Regions from separate parts of the Homo sapiens genome. Here region 1 is linked to region 2. Evidence: chromatin contacts called from ENCODE Hi-C data. All regions are on one chromosome and are shown on one strand. Each heading gives the region's core, a stretch centred on a gene start or an enhancer-like site at or near the end of the contact. The rest is flanking DNA. Distances are from core to core; before and after follow the strand shown.

Evidence for each region. Hi-C counts contacts between places; a loop is a spot of excess contacts on that map. Pooled maps may share reads with other maps.
Region 1: a loop to region 2 is called in a map of endothelial cell of umbilical vein, with 6 times the contacts of the local background. The contact joins the promoter of EPHA5 here to the enhancer-like site in region 2. A Hi-C loop is called at or near these places in 3 of 168 maps with a recorded cell type or tissue (MCF 10A, PC-3 and endothelial cell of umbilical vein) and 1 of 50 pooled maps.

Annotation. Positions count from the first base shown.
Region 1 is chr4:65,668,320-65,674,009 of GRCh38, reverse strand. It overlaps EPHA5 (EPH receptor A5), which reads left to right and starts at 3,521. Exons shown (of 17, transcript NM_001281766.3): 1 at 3,521-4,448. The coding sequence starts at 4,268. It overlaps EPHA5-AS1 (EPHA5 antisense RNA 1), which reads right to left and starts at 4,049. Exons shown (of 4, transcript NR_034138.1): 1 at 3,337-4,049; 2 at 2,129-2,234. RefSeq lists an enhancer at 5,372-5,690.
Region 2 is chr4:65,504,495-65,510,077 of GRCh38, reverse strand. The region is part of intron 3 of EPHA5 (EPH receptor A5); the gene reads left to right. Among named protein-coding and RNA genes, the nearest start is that of EPHA5-AS1, 160 kb to the left of the region's middle. Within about 2 kb of position 1,762, at least 2 of the 41 ENCODE cell types and tissues checked have a DNase peak (open chromatin) inside an H3K27ac peak, as active enhancers do; they include endothelial cell of umbilical vein, where a contact is called at or near this core.

The DNA of each region.
Region 1 (5,690 bases), core at 2,272-4,771, 160 kb before region 2:
CCATGGTTTAAAGGGGCTGTGTGCCATGTGTTGAGCTACTATTATCTGACCACAGACGTCAATCTTGTTATTTCCTTGATTTGGTCCATTGTCTTCATTGTACACAAACAAATCGTGTGCATGTTTTTATGTACACGAAACAGTATTTTTCTTTAAGTAATGCTTGCTTATGATCCTTCATTTCTTGTTTTCTCCTATTCATTTATCTGACCTATACTACCTATTTGGAAAATCGCTTTTAGACTTAAACCTGAAAATTAAAATATTTTCATGTATTCATTGCTCCCATTCATGCAGAATTTTGGGGTAGTTCTCTTTTTCTGATCAACCTGGCTATCAAATTTATTCTTTACTTCTGTTATGTAGGACTTTTCTCCAATAGACTCAATCCCATGGGTGAAAGTTTCCGTGTCTTACCAGCTGTGAGACTACTTGGATCACCTAATCTCATTTCCTCAGTTTTCTCATCATTAACATGGGGATAATAATTACACCAACATCAGGGTTGAAGTGTCAGCATTAAGTAAAATAGTTAAGGTAAAAACGTCACATAATGCTTTACACATAGCAAATCTTCAGGAAAAACTAGCAAGGCTTTCTGTCAAAATTGCTTTTCTTGAATCTTTGAATGCAGGGAAGATACATTTGGGCTTATTGATACACTGAACCTAACTATAATATTAAAACTTTTTATGAGGTTAGTAAACTTTCAAGGCACCTTATCAAGGTTACTTTGAATATCCTTCCTTCAGGAATACTTAGTACTGAAGTCACACAAAAGCACAGATCTTGGGAGACACTAACCACTTGCATCTTTTAAGGTCATAGTAGCTATTCCAAGAAATGAGAAATGCAAACAATAGGGCACCAAAACCAATATTGATGGCATGGCCTTTTGTTGTGCAAAACAATAAGTATAAAAGAAAAATATAAACCAAATCTAGTTTTCATGCAATGCCATGGTTCAATGTAATTGTGTTAAAATAAAAAGTATTAATATGCCAAGACATCAACACGTGGCCAAATGTGAATCTCCTTTGAGCTTGAAGTCCAAGTCAAACCACCATCATTACCTTTTCTGATTAACCCTCCTTAGATCAAAAAATGATTTTCATTGTTGTCATCAGAACTTCATGAACTTTACAGCTTCAATGAACTTTACAGCTGTTCATTCTTTCAGAGATGTGTAATCAATATTATTAAAGAACTATGAGAAAGATGGCTGCAATTTAAGGTGGAGAATACAAAGAATTTTGCTTTCTGTATTCTCAATCATGTAACTTAGCTATGTTGGGAGAAGATAACACAATTATGCCCATGCTGACCAGCGTCCCAGGTTTTCTTTGACAAACCAGATTTAAATTCTGTCTTTCTTCTCTTTAGATATAGTTAGACAATTTTATTCCACCTTTGATTCAGAAAATATTGGCATTGTGTTGATTTATGTAAAGCTATGAGTACTTTGAGGAGGAGAACGAAGTAACTTTTTTGTTGAGAAAAGAAGAATTTAATCTTGAGTGCCTGGCTCTCCTAGGACACTGGGTATGATTTAGATGACAGTAGTGTGTGTGTGTGTGTGTGTGTGTGTGTGTGTGTGTGTTGTGGTGGGGTGAGGTGGGGGGCGGATAAATATTTCCAGAGGTGGGATTTCTTTAGAATGGAATGACAGGTAGAAAAATCAGAGAGGCATGAGGTAATTTAGGGGAAAAATGAGTTTAACATTGTAGTATAGAATAAAAAATATATTTAAACCATTTGTAGTAGAAGGCTTTAAATTCTAGGCTGAAAAATTTGGTTATTTTGTGGCCAATAGTAAATAATTGGAGATAGATGAACAGGGTAGTCACATAGACATGCAACCAACGGAAGGGAAGAAGGCTTGAAGATTGTCTTCTCCAAATTCCTCATTTTACTGATGAGGATACTGAAGCCTGTAGAAGTAAAGGAACGAGCTCAAAGCCCCATTAAACTCATATTAGTTTTACTACATATTTCTGGGCTTTAGATATCGTAGTTGGTATTCTGCTTAAATATTTTTAAGTAACTCAATTATAATTGTAGGGGAGAGGGGAGCTTACATTTTGAATGGTCCTCAAATAGAAACATAAATTTTAACTTTCCATCTCACCCGTGAGGCTTTTTGCCAAACTGAGAAACTGATTCACTGCTCTTCCTCTAAATTTGCTTCATCCATTCGGAGCACATTATAATAAAAAGAACCTGCTTTCAGACTTCTGGTGCCAAAACATTTCAGGAAAAAAAGAAATCAAAGATGAGCTTTCACCTCTTTACAAAATTGCATCACTGCTGCTTTATTCTTTCATCTTTATTGCAAATATTTAAACAAAAAACAAATGTCACCAGCTAAAGATAGTGAGGAATTTATTGTGGAGACAAACAAGGCTCTAGATATGTCAAAACTGGTGAGCTGACTCACCTTTATTAGGTGTGAACGGAAGCCCAAGCTTTACAGTGGTTACTATACATGAAATTAAATGAGATATCTTTCTTCTATAATCAGACCTTTCTGTAAGTGCTTTCTCTGCAGCCTTTTGTTTTTAAATGCCTGTGTACTAAAATTGTCCTTCAAATGTATCTCTTTGAAAGAATGAATAAATCGAGGGAATATACTAAAGCAAGAAAAGACATAATAGAGGTGAAGCATAGAAAGTTGATTGTTTTAACTGTTTTTTTTTTCACTGTTTGTAAATCTCCCAATGCTATAGGGCACAATCAATTAAAATAATTAATTTTTCAAAACCCTGAATTTATTTGACCGAGGCTAATTTCACTGGAATGTATGTCGTGTATCTGCATATCGTCCAATTTCTAAAATACTAAAACATTTTATCAATGAAATAAATGAATTAAATCGCCACCTATGAAAGTACCTGGCACACTACAAATCTCAATAGTCAAATTCTTTGACTCCTTGAAATCTCAAACAGAGCTACCGCCTCTTTATTTACTCTACAATTTACTTCTGAAGAAAACATTGAGTAATTATCCTATTCCAGCCATCAAAGTATGGGAAGAACAGAAAGAGTCAGCAGCGGTAAGCGGTATGGGTGTTTAAGAAACTAGCCACGGACCAGCAGAGCCTGCGAATGCGCGGCGATGTGACGACAAGGTTGTTGATGCCACAGCCTGTGAGGGACAGCAGGCAAGATGCCAAACGGAGGGACCCGCGTCTCTAAGGGCCGCCGGCTGAGCTGGGGCTGATCTCCCTTCCGCCTCCCGGGAACCCCAGTCCTCGCCAGCGTCGTCAGGATTCCTTGCCCTAATTATCCCGGGAGGAAGACGCGCCTTTCCCGGAGACCGCTAGGCAACACTCACCAAGGCAGCCTCCAGATTACTTCCCTCCGTGGGTGTGTGACTTCGTCGAAGCAACTCACACTTACAGTAGATTCTCACTGGCGAGGCTGCGAGCAGCAGAGGGCGGGGGAGCTGGGAAGAGGAGGAGGGAAGGAGGGTGGGAGGCGCTGAGCTGGGAGGCAGAGGAGACGCCGGAGCTCCAGACACAGCAGGAGCGCGCCTTGGCGGTGCAGTTTCAACCTCGACTTCGCAGCCGCGCACACACCGCCTGCTCCCCGAGCAGCGGGAACCGCAGCAGCTCCTGGGCCGCCGCAGCGCAGCTCCGCGCTCCTACCGGCCGGCAGCCGTCAGTCCCTCCCCTCTTCAGCACTCAGCCCGCAGCTATTTCCTTCTGCCAGTCTCTTTGAACTCTGGATCTTTGCTTTTGCTCGCTGCTCTCCTGTTTTTCATTCTCCACATTTTCTCAAGTCCTCTTTCTTTATCCTTAGCCACCCTGCTTTTTTCCTCCTTTTTTAAAAAATCGGAGATTTCGTCTTAAAATGATTTGCCTTCCTTACCTTCGTCCATTTCAACACTGAAGGCTGCAAAGAACCTTCACCTTTCCCCTAGTGGTATTTAAAAATTCTCAATCCGTAAAAAGTCTTTTTGAAAGGCAAAGGAACAGGACCCAGGACCCTCTCGACACCCTTGATCCGAGTCCAGATCTGCACTAGCAACCAGAACTAATATTTCATTTAACCCCACCAAAGGGGGAGGCGAGAGGAGCCAGAAGCAAACTTCAGCTGTCTCAGCCGGATCCGTGGTTCCTACATTTGGAGGAGCCGCGTGCCAGAAGGCGTAGGACCCCAAGGGGGGACAAGGAGGACTCCCGAGTCTCCCTTCGCCGCTCTGCGAGGCCGAAGCGGTGGACTGAGCCGCTCGGGACAGCGGCACCGGAGGAGGCTCGGAGAAGATGCGGGGCTCGGGGCCCCGGGGTGCGGGACGCCGGCGGCCCCCAAGCGGCGGCGGCGACACCCCCATCACCCCAGCGTCCCTGGCCGGCTGCTACTCTGCACCTCGACGGGCTCCCCTCTGGACGTGCCTTCTCCTGTGCGCCGCACTCCGGACCCTCCTGGCCAGCCCCAGCAACGAAGGTAGGGAGATGGGGGTGGGGACCGTGGCGACCTGGGGCGGAGGGGCTAGGCGGGGCCTGGGAGTTCAGGTCTCAGCGCGCTGGACGCTGCTGCTGCAGACTAAATCGCAGTCTCATCTCAAATTGGTATTTGTCGTCCCCTTCCACTGGCCTTTTCGCTCCCCTCTGCGGTTTTTGGTTGCATTGTTTGACGTTAGCTGCGGAGTGCTGGGCAAGGAACATGCGTGTGGACAGAGGCTGGTTGGGGGGCTGGGAAGGTGGAAAACCTTGGGGGAAAGGAGGTCGAGGCCTCCTTTGGGGAATGGAGGCCCGTTCCAGGGGGATGGGTGCGGCTGGGCCTCACTTAAGGCGCGTGGGGAAGTGACATTTCGGGCTTGAAGGAGTGGGAACTGTTGGAAGCTCAGTGACAAGGATCTCTGGAGCAGTGGGGCTTTTAGAAACCGTTATTTGAGGCCAGTGATGGGAAACGTTGTGGGGGTGGCTGGATGCTTTTATTTTTGGGGAAAGTGCCTGCTGGGAGCTGTTATTTAGGGCATCACCAGCTGCTATTCTGGGGTGGGTGGCAGGAGCTTTTATTTCTCGTGGGAGGGGTATAGCGAAGGACAGAAGGCGCCCCACACAGTTGGGTGCCCTTCTTCTTGGGGGAGTTCATTGTCACACTCAAGCCAAGGTGGAAGAAGGCGAGAAGGTGGGATGCCGCGGCAGGAGGGGTGAGGGGGAGTGTCGCTGCTAGGAAGTTGCCGCTAAAACCCACCTGGGCATGTCTTAAAGACGGAAAAGACCTGCTCTGGCCAGCACCTGATCCAGGAGTACCCAGTCCCCCTCCCTACCCCCAATCCTGTGCTCCAGACCCAGAATACTGTCCCTGCCTTTTTCTGGGAGAGTAGAGCTGGCGCGGGAGCAACACCTGTGTCGCTCTTCGTGCTCCCGGAACAGTGCTCAGCCCCTCTGTCCGCCTGCCTCTTGGACCTGAGACCTCTGCCTTTGGGTCCCCTCCAGCAGCGCTTGCTCCTCTCCCACACCCGGACTGAGCTCGGGTCTCAGCCCAAGGGCGCATTACTCGCGGAGGGGCGGGAACAGTATCTCAGATCCAGATCTGTCAGCTCCACCATGAAAACATAGAAAAACCTACCCACTTTGGCTAGAATGGTGAGGTTTCGGTTTGGGGCTGTGGATGCGACGCGTGAGGCTCAAAACCTTGCAGAAATTCCTTCCACTCCTGGGCACGGGACACTAGACCGGA
Region 2 (5,583 bases), core at 513-3,012:
GGGCAACAAGAGTGAAACTCCATCTCGAAAAAAAAAAAAAAAAAAAGAAGTATGTATCATCTGAAATTGCATAGAATAGACTTGAAATGTCGTCCACAATGGTTAGAACATTTGTAAGAAGGCTTAGCTGTGTTACCAGATCCACCTGTCCTGAACTCTCAGATTTTTCACTTAGTGCTTTTAAGAATTTAGGCATATTGTCTAGCATTGTACTTATAAAATCGAAATTTACTATTCACTTCATCTGATGATTATGCTAATGAAATGATCTGATTATGCTAATGAAATGATCTGAATCAGTGTAGAATTTTACTCACTGAATGACCCTAGTGAACATGCTGAATAAATGTTAGTTTGCTTTATTAATGTGGCTACTGGTATTACTGCTTTGTCATAGGGTCGCAAAAGTGTGAATGTTCTGATAAATAGTGGCAGATTAGTAATCATAAAATAACAATGGAAAAGGAATATGCTTTACAATATAGTCTAATATGGGTTAAGATATAACCGTAAAGTTTAAGTTCTCATCTTACAAAATCAGGACACTGTTTTCTAACCATCCCTATAATCAGTCTTTTAGAGTTATTGTTTTCCTGGCTTCCTTTTTCTTCCCTCTCTGGCTTCTGCAAAAAAGCCAAGACCCATTCGGGTTTTGAAATTGATATCCCCAGATAGCTAGGACACAAATATAGACTCTGGGAGGGATTGAATATTTCTGTAGTAATAATTGTATCAAACAGGTCGAACAGTTAACTAAATGTAGATAAATAATATATAATACTATGAAATATATTTGAGAGTTTACCTGGTTGAAACTTTTAGAAATAAGATATGTTGTTAAAGGACAGTCTTTGCCAAGTTATTTTGAGCGTGAATTTTCTATTCTGTAAGTAAAGAAGTATGTCTCTAAATGTTGACACCTGAAATTGTTTAATTTAAGACCCAGTAGGACACTTGCACACTGAAAATTAATGGCAAATCAATGACTGCTTTTACCAAATGAACTTCATTAGCCAGTTGGTTTTGCTAATTTAAAGATTTTCAATTCAAAAGAGGAATATTTTATAGATTTGCACTGAACATTTGCAAAATGGCTTGATTCATTTTAATTCTCAGCATACAGTTTGAAGAAAAGTAGTTTAAAGCAACTGTATGCCCAATGCGTTCTCTATATTTCCTGTACTATATTTATATTCATAGATACAGATATGCTACTCCAAGAAGACTTTCTCACAATCAGGGATAGTTTTTTTTAACACTTCTTTTTGTTTTTAAGTCAAATTACAGTGTGAAAACCTTTATCTATATCTAGCTATCTATGCTTTTAAAAAAAACTGCATTGTCAATGTTTTGATTAAATTATACACAACCTGGGCAATGATTATCTAACTTAACTGGGGAATAAGTTTCTTTTTGTTGTAATTGTTGCTTGATTTTAAAGGAAAGAATGTAATCGTGAATGCTTTTTATACTACATGTAATGGTTTTATTCTTTATTCCAAAATAGCACATAGTTAATTGTACTTTTTTATTTTATGAAAGGGAATATAATTTGTCAGATACATAGGATTTTCTTCTGAGTTAATGAACTATGATACAATGCCCAATAGTACAAGGAGAGATATTCATGACTGAAAACATTACTTCTATCTTAGCAATCAAGGCCAAGACCTTGCATATCCTTTTATAACAATGTGTTGGTTGCTTTTGTCCCTAAATGGAAGTTTTATTGCGTTAACCACAACATACTCACTCAATGATTCATAGCTGGACTTATTTTATGACCGTATAGACATGAATTAATCAAAGCAGATCTCACTACTTGAGTCTAAAATAATGTATACTTCAAATCAAATACACAGGCCATTAAGCTTTTCTTTCAATTACAGAATAAATCATCCAGCTTATATTTAAACTGTGCACCCTACCTATCAAGGCAATAAACATTCATGTTAACACAAATATTGCTCACAAAAGCCCATGTACTAAGGAAAAACTAAAAGCTGAAATAAGGTTATTTCATGAGTATTTAGTTCATATTTTTCATCATATTTATATGAAACAAAGTAAAAGAGCCTAAGGGTCATGATATTGAATCAACTTGTACACAAAAATTATGCTTGCCTATATTGAGAAAAAACTATGAGTGGGGAATTTGGGTATCTATTAATTTAGAGAAAATAATATATGTTGTATTATCATAAGCAAATACTAATATTTTTGTCATGGTTTCAAGTGAGATACCATTCATCCACAGATTTCTCTTTTTAAAAACATTCCCGATTGTATATCTATAAAACCCCATCATCTCAGCCAAAATCTCCTTAAGCTGATAAGCAACTTCAGCAGTCTCAGGATACAAAATCAATGTGCATAAATCACAAGCATTCTTATACACGAATAACAGACAAATAGGGAGGAAAATCATGAGTGAACTCCCATTCACAATTGCTTCAAGGATAATAAAATACCTAGGAATCCAACTTACAAGGGATGTGAAGGACCTCTTCAAGGAGAACTACAAACCACTGCTCAATGAAATAAAAGAGGTTACAAACAAATGGAAGAACATTCCATGCTCATGGGTAGGAAGCATCAATATCGTGAAAATGGCCATACTGCCCAAGGTAATTTATAGATTCAATGCCATCCCCATTAAGCTACCAATGGCTTTCTTCACAGAATTGGAAAAAACTACTTTAAAGTTCATATGGAACCAAAAAAGAGCCTGCATTGCCAAGACAATCCTAAGCCAAAAGAACAAAGCTGGAGGCATCACACTACCTGACTTCAAACTATACTACAAGGCTACAGTAACCAAAACAGCATGGTACTGGTACCAAAACAGAGATATAGACCAATGGAACAGAACAGAGCCCTCAGAAATAATGCCACATATCTACAACTATCTGACCTTTGACAAACCTGACAAAACCAAGCAATGGGGAAAGGATTCCCTATTTAATAAATGGTGCTGGGAAAACTGACTAGCCATATGCAGAAAGCTGAAACTGGATCCCTTCCTTACACCTTATAAAAAAATTAATTCAAGATGGATTAAAGACTTAAATGTTAGACCTAAAACCATAGAAACCCTAGAAGAAAACCTAGGCAATACCGTTCAGGACATAGGCATGGGCAAGGACTTCATGTCTAAAACACCAAACACCAAAAGCAATGGCAACAAAAGCCAAAATTGACAAATGGGATCTAATTAAACTAAAGAGCTTCTGCACAGCAGACAGAGTGAACAGGCAACCTACAGAATGGGAGAAAATTTTTGCATCTACTCATCTGACAAAGGGCTAATATCCAGAATCGACAATGAACTCAAACAAATTTACAAGAAAAAAACAAACAACTCCATCAACAAGCGGGCGAAGGATATGAACAGACACTTCTCAAAAGAAGACATTTATGCAGCCAAAAGAAGACATTTATGCAGCCAAAAGACACATGACAAAATGCTTATCATCACTGGCCATCAGAGAAATGCAAATCAAAACCACAATGAGATACCATCTCACATCAGTTAGAATGGCGATCATTAAAAAGTCAGGAAACAACAGGTGCTGGAGAGGATGCGGAGAAATAGGAACACTTTTACACTGTTGGTGGGACTGTAAACTGCTTCAACCATTGTGGAAGACAGTGTGGCGATTCCTCAGGGATCTAGAACTAGAAATACCATTTGACCCAGCCATCCCATTACTGGGTATATACCCAAAGGATTATAAATCATTCTGCAATAAAGACACATGCACACGTATGTTTATTGTGGCACTATTCACAACAGCAAAGACTGGGAACCAACCCAAATGTCCAACAATGATAGACTGGATTAAGAAAATGTGGCACATATACACCATGGAATACTATGCAGCCATAAAAAAGGATGAGTTCATGTCCTTTGTAGGGAATGGATGAAGCTGGAAACCATCATTCTCAGCAAACTATTGCAAGGACAAAAGACCAAGCACCACATGTTCTCACTCATAGGTGGGAATTGTACAATGACAACACATGGACACAGGAAGGGGAGCATCACACACTGGGGCCTGTTATGGGGTGGGCAGAGCAGGGAGGGATAGCATTCGGAGATATACCTAATGTTAAATGACGAGTCAATGGGTGTAGCACACCAACATGGCACATGTATACATATGTAACAAACCTGCACGTTGTGCACATGTACCCTAAAACTTAAAGTAGAATAAAAGAAAATAAATAAATAAAAGGAAAAGTTCACAAAAAAATTCCCTTGGTTAAATCACTCTCAAAAACATAGTTTTCTGGCTTTTCCCTAAACTTAAAAAATAATTACAAATGCTAGTTTTGCTTGAGAAGATGGAAAAGAGGTATAAATTCGGGCTTGCCAATTAACCCATGAAAATATGTTGAAAAATTTGCAAGGCACGGAGCTAAATTTAGGTGCTCTAAAAACTTAACGTGAGAGTGCATTTTCTCAATATTTTGTGAAGAAACCATCCCTTGACATTTTTGGCTTTATGCTTTCTCTAATTGAAGGCATGGTAAAATAAGGTGCTAGAAGCTTTATCACTTAAAATTTAAAAGTCATTTAATTTAATTTAATTCAATTTTCTGCTTTTCTAAAGTACAAATTCACAAGAAACTGGATTTATTAAACTCATTTGACAGTGGATGCTTCTTGTTTTTATGAAGAATTTAAGTTGTTAAATCTGTTCAAAAGTGCCATTTGTTCATAAGACCAAAATGACACAATAAAACAAGCATTAATAGTATGTTTGTGTCAAGATGAACTCTCATTCAGATAGATATCTTTTTTCTATGAAGTAGAAGAAATAAAAGTTTAAGAGTAGAGAAGGCATAATGCTTAATTCAAACGTAGCTTATTCTAACTTTTCCTAGTCTTTTAGTGTGTTCTTTCCAAGTCTGTTCATTTTGACAGCAGAAATACTTCTTTCCAATTCTCAAATCTTTATCTAATTAAAATTTGTGATGAAGTGGGAAATATGTAACCAAATACTTAAAATGTTTTGCACATAGACAAGCTTACATTTTTATATATACCCTTATACACACTATTATTGAAGTACTCTTATTTCTTAACTAATTCACATTTATTTGTTTGGGATAGAAGAACTGCTTAGCATCTTAAGTAAAATAAAAACGTAAATTTATCTAAAAGAACTTAGTGCTATAGAGGAATCAATGATCAAGGGGAAATCAACTCTGCTTTGAAAGATACCTGAATTATATTATTTATGATAAGTATTTATATTATACAAATTGTTCCTAGAAACCTTTGAAGAATGGCTGAAATCATGTGGCTTTTATTTCAGTGGAGGTTCAATTAGATAAACAAAAAGTAATATTGTGATTTACGATAGTCTGCAGTCAAAAAGCCATGTGTCAGTTCATTCTAGGCCAAAATGAGCTTCATGTTTAGCTACTATATGTCAAGCACATCCGCATTGTCGAGATGGAGACATACACCATCACATCACTACAGAATGTCTTTCCATAAATATTTTTCCATACCCTTGGCATTTAGACTTGTAAAACTGAAATTAGTTCAGCTTAACTATTTTATCTTAGGAG